Linked DNA regions of Homo sapiens: region 2 is linked to region 1. A link is a loop called in an ENCODE intact Hi-C map of the cell type or tissue named here. Cell type or tissue: Caco-2. All regions are shown on one strand.

Region 1 (5,000 bases):
AAATTTCTTACTTCTTGGATCATGAATTCTCAGACACTACTAATCCTGGTGTCTGGTGAGTCAACATATTCGGACTCACACTCAGGCCAAAGACTCTCTCCAAACTTAGAAATCCACATTCAATAAGCCACATGTGCACTGGAAAATTGTAGCACAAATGCCAGGCTGATAATCTCGATAATATTTCACAGTCCCTGATAAAGAGCTAACTTTTAAGAAATCCTGAAGCAAAATCATTTATAATTTTTTAAATTTCCGTGGCTAACAAAAAACAAATCACTGGTCATTAATTCAACCATGTCAGTTAGCTCTGGCTGTATAACAAGCTACCCCCAACATTCAGTGGCTTCAAATCGCCACCACTTATTTACCTTATGATTCTGTGGGTCAATGCTCTGAGCTAGGCCCAGTCGGGCAGCTCTTCTGCTGGTCGTGGCGAGGCTCAGTTATGCATCTGTGATCAGCAGCTGCTCAGCAAGGTGGCTCTGCTTCTAGGGATGGCTGGTTATCAGCTGGGGTGACTGGGGCAACCGGGCCATGTATGTCAACATCCAGCAGGCTGATCTGGGCTTCTTCACATGGAGGTGTCAGCAGGGACCCCAGGAATAGCAAGTAAACAAGCCCCAGACACAAGTCCCTTTCAAACCTCAGGCAGTGTCACATTTGCTACTCTCCCATTGGCCAAAACGAGCCACGTGTCCAAGCCCAGATTCAAAGGGTAGAGAAATAGACTCTACCTCTTCATGGGAAAATGTACAGTGTTGCATTGCAAGGGTATGGACAGATGGTAAGGGGAAGAATTAATGGCCATTTTTACATTTATCACATCAACAGTGTATAAATTCATCAAACCTAAATAGTATTTGTATAAGACTTCGCAATAAATAGAACAGCTCTCAATTACTCTCTTTATTCCCAGAACAGTTTCTTGAAACAGGATCCACATAAAAGCAACACCTGGAGAGACTTCTAGTGCCCGTGGTTGAGTATCCACAGAACCATTCCAAGCCATCCTACAAGTTAGCATTCAGGCACCCTTGATCAGATGTGGTGAGCCTCCGAGCAGCTTTCCTTAAGACCACAGACACACAGAAGAAAAAGCATGCGACGTGGAGTACAGAAGACTCAAGTCTAACCTCAACTCTCAAAGCAAATTACTTCAGCTCTTCTACATGCCATCTGCTCCCTCATTTGCCAGCAGGAACAGCAGGAACAATCTAAGAATTGCTAAGAGGACTCAAAGGAATCATCCTATATGCCCATGCCCTAGGCACCTGGAAGTGCCTGGAACAGCACAGCAAAGACCTTGAAACAGTGAATCATGCCCAACGTTCTAAACGGACTTGAATGCTCAAATAAAAATGACAGATGTGAGCAGGAGGCTCCAAGGAAAGACAAGGTTGTGAGCCAGCACACAGAAGTGGGAGACAGAACCAGCCTGGCCACAGGGCACACGACTGTCCCCCGGGCAGGATTTGAAAGTTGAAGATGGCAGAACTGCATGTTCTCTGTACCCTCTGTGGAAGCAGCCAGGTCTTGGATCTGCACAAAACATTCTCTCCCCTCAAAGAAGAGTGAGTCCCAGGCATGTCTTTCCTGGGGAAACAGCCCTGCCTGACCTAAGAAAGGCATGTGAATCTATAGGGCCCTATTAAGGGCCTGAAGAATCGTGCTGCTTGCTGTCTACAGAAGGAAAAAACCATCCCCCATCACATATATTTCAAGGTAAATAACAAGAGCTATAGCTACAATTTGTTGAACAGCCATATGGCAGAACCTGTTCCAGTCAACCCACCTACATTAAATAATTAGCATTCATGCTGCAATTATCTACCCAAAGACAACTGTGTGCCTATGGTGTACCAGATTCCACCCAAGGGGCAGGAGAAGCCGTGTTGACATGGCCATACCAGGCATGGTAACTGCCCAGTGGAGTCTTACAGTCTGGTCACAATCATTAATGCTACAGATGCTGCCTCTACCAACAGAAAGAGAGCACTTAACTTTTATGAATGAGCATGAGCACTGCATGCTGGACTTTGCACACATTATTTCAGTGACTCTCCACAATTACCCTTGAAGTAAGCATCATCATCTCCACCTTACAAATAAGTGAACTGAGGCCCAGAGAACTTGTCTAACAGCAACAGGCAGCATGGGGCTGAGCTGGATTCAAACCGGGGGCACCTTCCAAGAGACCCTGCCCTGCCACGGCTCCTCTTCTCCCCATAAGGAACGGTGTTGATGAGCAGGACAATGTTCAGGGGTGGTGATCAGAAGCCTCCCTCCTCTTCACCCTGGGTTACTCCCAACAATCCCCCTACCTGATCTTCCTGAAACTCTTAGACAAAGGTAAGTGGTGCCCATTTCTGCTATCCCTCTCCCTCCTCCCTTCAACTTTCCAGAGTCTTCAGCAAATTGATCTAATAAAAATTCAACAGCTCACTGGCTCTAAATCTCAGGTCTGGTTTTTTAACTGCCTAAAGGGCTCACAGGGTTGCTAACTCGGCCCTTGAATAAAATCTAAAACTTACACACTTGTGCATTCATTCATTCAACAAAAACTTACCAAGTGCCCACCAAATGCCAAGCCCAGCATGACAGCACCTAGGTAATACTGAAGAGGTTTACACAGGTAAGGCTGGGCACCACACATTTACAGAGGCCACATTTTTTAGGTCTGAGGGACTTTTCTCTAGCAGTATCTAGCCACCTGATAAAAGGGAAGAAAAGAGAAAGAGCTGTGTTTGTCCAGGTGTTAAGGTTGAGATAGAGATCTAAGGAAAGGGTACTGGGATTCCAAAAAAGAGAATGGTGGATATGATATCTATGGAATCCAAGCTGATCTGGGAAGCAAGTAGACACAGAAAGAGGCAGACAGACAGCAGAATCAACCAAGGGACCTTGCTTGATGTGGGCACTTCCATCAAAAATGGCCATTCAACTGGAGCAAACAAGACCAGACCAGGATGGTGTCTAGAGTTCACATAAGCAGCAATCCCACCTAACGCATGAGTGCCTTCTATAGGGTCACAAGGTGCTGCTACATCTGGTAACAGGAAACTCTCCACCTTCCAAGGAACCCATTGCCAAGTGAGCATCTGCCTGCTGGGACTTTTGGGTTCTGGTTCTTCCATCCACAGCTACATAGAGCAAGGGTCCAGGATGGGGCACCATACTTCCAGTGCAACCAGGCTGCCCTCGGCCCTTCTCAATGCACAGATATCCATCCACTTCCACGATTCAGTGATCAACTTTGTGCCAATGGCTCCAAGGTCTAAAATTTCAGCCTCTATCCAAGCTTCAGACTCAAATACTCAACTGCTCACCAGACACCCTGACCACAACATCCCTGAGCACTCACACTCTGAATGCATGCAAACCTGAGCTCGTGGCCTTGTCCCCATATACCCAAACACTGCATTGGAGGATGGATCCTACCCAATTCCCAACTGGGCACCATCCTTGATCTCTCTTCCCAAAACACACAAATAATCACCTTCCTATTCATTCTTCCTCCTAACAGGTTCTCAGATACAGCCACCTAATCCCTTCTATCCCCACTGCAATGACTCCCAACAAGGTCACCAACATCTCTCTCCTGGCATTATTATCTTTCTCAGGGAAGTTTTCCTAACTAGTCTTACTTCTACCACCTTACCCACTCTATCCATTTTCCTGGCATGGAATCAAAAGTGATGTATGAGTCAATTTTTATGAAATGTCCAGAATAGGCAAATCCATAGCGACAGAAAGGAGGTTAACGGTTGCCTGGGGCTGGAGGTAGGGTGATACAGGGAATGATGCTAATGGGTACCTGGTTTCTTTTGGGGGTGGTGAAAACGTTCTAAAATGGATTGTGATGATGATTGCACAACTCTGAATATACTAAAAACCGTTGAATTAAAAAAAAAAGTGATGTTTTCAAAAAGAAAAGTTGGTCACAACACATCACTGCTTAAAATTTATAAGCAGCTTCCACTGCTCTGGGAATGCAGTCATCAGTTACCCCCAGGATCTGCAGGATCTGACCATTCACCCCACTGGCCTCACCTCTGATGCTACAGCATACCTGTCAACTCTGTGCTCCAGCCACATTGGGCATTTTGTTCCCACAACATGCCATGCTGGCTCACCTCTGAGCCACAGCAAAGGCTGTTCCCTCTGCCTCACCCCTACCCTCTGCTTCTAATGAAACACTAGACTTCTCCTCTCATGGTATCTCCTGCTGTTTTGTAATTTTCTGCCCATTTATCTGTCTCCTTCCAAAATGTCTGATCAACAAGGAAACATGTCTATGTTGTTCACCAATGTCTCCCTAGTCCTGACACATAGGAAGCCCTCAATAATCTACTTTATTTATGTATTTATTTACTTATTTCTTTATTTATTGACTAGAATAAAGTAGATTATTGAAGGTTTCCTATATGTGTAATCCTTTCATCTACTCCAAGCTTGTTGAAAGAAAGCAAGAATTTCCAACTATCAATCACCTTCACTGATCTGTTTCCTATATCTCTATTAATGCAGCCCCAAATGGCATAGGCTTCTTAAGTTGCCACAATTCACTTCAGATGCACACATAATTTCCCCTTGACTGAAGAACTCAAGGATTTTTCTATTACATACTGTTAAACCATCTCATACCCAAGCAATTCTCCAATTTAAATACTTGCTGCAGGAGTTTCTTATCAAGACAGAAAGAAGGAAAGCCCATTTTCAGGATGAAAAAGAGAATGTGAACACTTTCAGCTTCCATTTTTATCTGGTTCAGCCCTGGCTCACAGATTAATTTCTGGCACCAGGATCTGGGACCAGATAACAGAGAATCACACAGAAGAGCCTTCTCCAGCTCTCCAAAGCCAGCAAGAATCACTCTTTTCACAATCGTCCATTTTACAATGTGTCTAATTATAACTGAATAAATTACTTCTGCCATTCTGCAGAAATACTTAAAATAAATAGCTCTCTTTCCTTGAATTAAAATCATAGTCTTTTGT
Region 2 (5,000 bases), 160 kb before region 1:
CCCCTTTCCTGAAATAACACTATTGTTTAAATTGTTGTCAACGTAAATCGAGAAAAAATGGTACCTTTATTCTTTTTAAATTTATATTTCAGCAACTAAAAGGAAAGCTAATTTTTTTTCAGATTTTTATTGACTATGGCAATTTTTCTTACATGAGTTGTAAGAAAAACAACTCATTTTTCTGTCAAGACACCTTTTTGTTGCTTATTAGTGTTCTTTATATATCAAGGATAGTTAGCCATTGTGAATCATATTTGCTGTAAATATTTCCCTCAAGTTGTTCTTTACCTTTTTTGTAATTGTATTTTTACTTACAAATGTTTATGAATTTTACACAACTAACTCCATTATCCTTTCTCATCATTTGTTTCTTGGTTTTTACACTTGGAAAGCCCTTGCTCCCCGTAAAATCAAATACACATTCACCTATATTTTTGTAGACTTTGTTCTTTCTACTGCACGCTGTGCTGATTCTTATTTCAGACGGGTGAAATGTCAAACAACTGAAATATCCTTAAGGTTTGAAAAAAAAAGGAGAAGTAAATCTATCTGAGAGGACACATTCACTGGCAGATAAATTATGGATGATCCTGCCCCCTTTGTAATCTCAGGGATGACAACTCCAGTGTGCACCAAAAACCCTTAGAAAAATTCTAAATCCCCTTATCCTAGGTCTCCAGTCTGGGCCTTATGGGAACCCTAAAGCTGTGATTCTCCCCAGGGAGTATAAAACTTTGGTCTAAAGGTGAATAACTGTAGAGTCAGGTAGGTTTTGTCCCAAAATCTCAAATCACCCAGGTATTCCCAGAACGTCTATCCTGTGTCCAGCCCCAAATCTCAGCCAGAGAACCCAGGGAGCACACAGGCATGCCTGGAGGGGGTCTTTTTGAGATTCCAGAAGCCGGAGAGCATGCAAGTATGCCGGCCGGGAAGGGGGGGTGGGGGGGGGTCTTCCTGAGAGAAAGCAATTAAAATTCACATCACAAAAGGAATGAGGCTTTTTTTATTCTAAACTGCAAAACGTGGTGTGGTTAATCAGAGCAATTATAAATGGTAACATCATTATTCAAGCTTCTATTTCCAAACGAAGTCATTTAAATGAATACATTTTCTGCCTTGGAGCAGTAGCTGCCAGTGAGCCTTTAAAAAGAAAAGAAAGGAGAAAAAGAAAAAAGAGAAAACCGGATGAAGCCGCTGGTGCAAAACCTTGGAAAATAGGGTAGAAAGAACTCAGCATTGGGAATTGGGAGCCTGGGGTACAAACATAGATCCAACACGGTCTCATTCTGTAACCTTGGGCAAGACTTCAGTTCCCACCTGTGCAACGGGGAAATAGATGAACTTGTATTCGTGACCCCTTCTTGCTCTGACATTGTGAATCTAGATTTTAACCACTAAAGGTCTAATTTTTCTACATGCTGCAGCTGCAATTTTATAGAATTCATCAATGTGTTAAATACATTCTCTTATTCAAATTCGAAGACAAATTCTTCAGAAACTGCCTAAGCTGTCTCTAAATGGTGACAGACTTCCCCCCACCCTACTGCAGCCTGTATTGTGTGTGGTCTTGAAGGAAGGAGCACGTGAGTGTTGAAATCAGATGGTCCTGGGGGTCAAATCTCAGCTCTGACCAAGAAAGCCTTGACATTCCTTCCCCTTGGTTTGACTAAAGTTTTAGACAGGTTTCTTCCTGATAAGCTCCTCACCTCCCTTTTGTTAGAGCGTCTACTTTAGAAAACTTGTAACTACAAATTCTTTCTCTGCTCCTTTAAAAAAATTCTGCTGGTCATTTACTAGTTTTACAACCCAAGTAATGTCTTTCTCAAGGACCTGGGAAGCAACCATTTGAAATGTGAGCATTGAAGGAGAGAGCGTCCCTATCTCCCAGTCTGCGGAAGAGTGGGAGCCCAACTTCAGTGTGCCTTTCTCCAACTTTTTAACCTCTCCTATCATGAAGATATGAGAAAGTTTACTTTTCCTTTAGTAAACTTAAGTAGCAAACACAGATGGCCTGAGAATTCCAGCTCTTAAGAATTCCTCGTCCCTTTGTTTCAGGAGAGTTAAGTCCTGTCTCGACCTGATTACAATGGTCTTGAATAATATCTTCCTTGCCTGATTAAATTTGTCAGGTGCAATTTTTACTTAGGCAGTTCCAACTGTGTAAATGTACCTCCTTCAACTTCCTTGAACTTCAGGGTCCCTATCCATGAAAAGCAAACAACAGAAAAAGTCCTTCTTTTAAGGAGTGAATGGTATATTTCAGGGAATAAATCAGAACATGCATGTAATCACCTGCACAGAGAAGGTGGGAGATTGTTTGCAATATCTACTTCCCTGTAACCACACCCTTGGGTTATCCCTTCCCACACTGACTGTGGCCCTGGCCACGTGAGTTGCTTTGGCCAATAAGGCATCAACAAACATGCTGCAAGCAGAGGCTTGAAGAAGTACTTGCGCATTGGGCTTGCCCTCTTGTTGCACTTGGAAGCCTGAGAGCATCACAGGGATGAACCTGACCTAGCCTGCTGGATGGGAACCCACATGGAGGAGAACCAAGGTGCTCCAGAGGGCAGCCTGCTGAACTCCAGAGATGTGAGCAGGGCACTTGAGACACATGAGAGAACCCAGCAGAAACTAAACAAGCTGGCCAGAGAAGAATAACCACCTACTGGACACGCATGATTGTACACAAAATAAAACGGCTATTGTATAAGCCACTAAGTTGTGAGATCATTTGTTACACAGCAAAAACTGACACTATCAGGCACTGCATTTATGTTCATTTCCTTTTTCCCTTTTCTAATGGATGGCTTTGGGTGTTGGCTAGGAAGGCTGAGCACTAGCAAAACAGTCACCAACCCAATCAGAAATGGCAATGGTCTCTTTATGGGGCGCTCTTTTCAGCTCCTTCCAGCTCCAGAGGCCACAACTAGACCGAGGGAAGAAGACATAGGTGGGAAGATCCCAATAAGTCCCTAAACTCATCTGAAAAGATATGTGGGTTTCCTAACAAACTCATATAGCATCACCAATATGTGGGTTTCCTGATTTTGGCTCAGGCACCCTTGGGAAAGTTTCACGCATTCCTGGAAGTACTGAAAGACCTTCGTTAGGTTGACGAAGAGGTGTCATCCATGAGTTTCTGCCTACACTTACCACCAAATTTTCAAACGTACTCAGCATCATTATGCTGCCGGCACGGGGCTGGGTGGTGGAGAGAGAGAGAGCCATGACTAAGAAGCCATCCATCTGTCCTCACAGAGCTCACTGTGCATGTGGGAGGTAGACCTTAATAGAGTAAACAAACAAGTAACATAATTATATCATGTGATAAAGATTATGCAAGAAATACACACAGAGCTTGGCAGAGCGTGACTGAGCACGGGACCATGAACACCCACTCAGCAAGGAGGGAAGGGAAGGCCTCTCTGAGGAGGTGAGATGTGAAATAAGATCTAAGCGTATAAAAAAAGCCAACCATTAGGAAAAAGAAAAATCTGCCAAAGAGAACTATGTGAAGGCCCTGAGGCAGCAAGGAGCTTCTAGAAGTCAGAAGGTGACCAGTGTAGATGGATCGAAAGGGGAGGAGCGATGGGAGATGAGGCCATGGAGGTGAGCAGGGCCAGCTCCGTCCACTCGGCTTCCCCAGCCAAGGACCTGGTTGCCTCCCAGGTCCTTGATGAGCAGCCTCCATCCCTCTGCTCCTCTCCCACACCCGCCCTCCTGAGGTTCAGCTCCAGGGTGCCATTGCTGCTCTTATGACACGGAGAGCAGAGGTTGAGGATCTGATGACTGCAGGCACAATTCCTCTGTGCCAGGCACTGCGTGAACTTTCTGCCCAACTTCTTATAATCTATCCAGGTAGATATAATCACTACCTCCCACATACCTTACGGGCATTAGACGATCTTCCCAAGGTCACACGGCCAGCCGGGGTCAGCAAGCAGCTGCCAGTGCTGGGATTTGGGCAGCAACCTGTCTACACAGGCTCAGACTCCAGGCTGGCTCCGGTGGCTCCTTTGGTGTTATAGTCACTTCCCCACTGGGTGCTTTGTCTCTTCTGCTCTTGTTATTTCAAGCTCTCCCATCCTTTGTGTGCACATCCTTTGTGTGTCTCTTCAGGGAGCCCCAAAAGAGACCCTTAAACATCTCCTCTTACATTTCACTAGGTTAAATTTAGGCCACTTTGTAGCCTGTCACAGCCATGCTGAGTGCTAAAATGCCCTACAACTCCAAGGTTGGAAATAACAATGAAAATGAGTTGAGAAGGGAGACCCAGTGTTGGCTGAGTGATTTTTCTCTGCCAGTCACAGAGCTAAGCACTCTACATCCTCCTGCTGTTTAATCCCTTAATCAACCCCAGGAAGCTGAGCAACTTCCCAAGGTCACAGAGACACCAAGGCAGAGCCACAGTGGGAGTCCAGGCACCACCAGGGTGTTCTGCCTCCCAAGTGAAGTCCCCCTGGATGCCATATCCACTATCAGAGGGACATCTCCAAGCTGGGCACATGACACCAGCACAGAAGGTGTCTTGCAGGTCCTGGGCTCCTCCTGGGATCTGGGGATGCCCACTTCACACTCCTGAGACAAGTGTAGTCCACAGGGAGGTGTGGCCAGAGGCCCTGCCCACAACCCACTAGAAATGAGAGATGGTTTCACACACCTTGGAGGTACTGCCCAGAGCTTCCCCTTCCACTTCCACCCCACTGTCGTGTTTCTTTCCAGTTTCCTGCCTTACTTCTGGCAACCTAATGTTTTGTGTATAGGCCTTATTCCATTTTCCCTGTTTAACATAGGTTGTATTTCCCTGGGCACGCTGGCCCCATCTCCATCTCCCATGGGTCCCAATTTGCCCTTCTCCACCACCAACACACATTCTTCCAATCAGACAACTCCACTTTGGTCTCAGCTCCCCAGCCTGGAGCTGACTGGTCAGGTCTACCATGCCCATTTGAGTTTTATCTGCAGGATACCACCATGTTCGCTCACAATCACATGCA

The links. A loop is a pair of places that touch in the nucleus more often than their neighbours do. Peaks named below come from ENCODE experiments on the same cell type or tissue, not always from the same donor. Only the 100,000 strongest peaks of a DNase experiment are listed, where the experiment ranks them.
Region 2: a loop joins it to region 1, with 24 times the contacts of the local background. A loop is called at or near these places in 1 of 110 quality-filtered maps.

The regions. Positions count from the first base shown.
Region 1 is chr20:43,140,882-43,145,881 of GRCh38, forward strand. The region is part of intron 1 of PTPRT (protein tyrosine phosphatase receptor type T); the gene reads right to left. Among named protein-coding and RNA genes, the nearest start is that of PTPRT, 47 kb to the right of the region's middle. In Caco-2, no CTCF peak of the experiment used is centred here; no DNase peak of the experiment used is centred here.
Region 2 is chr20:42,979,051-42,984,050 of GRCh38, forward strand. The region is part of intron 1 of PTPRT (protein tyrosine phosphatase receptor type T); the gene reads right to left. Among named protein-coding and RNA genes, the nearest start is that of PTPRT-AS1, 13 kb to the left of the region's middle. In Caco-2, no CTCF peak of the experiment used is centred here; DNase peaks (open chromatin) are centred at 1,899 and 2,411.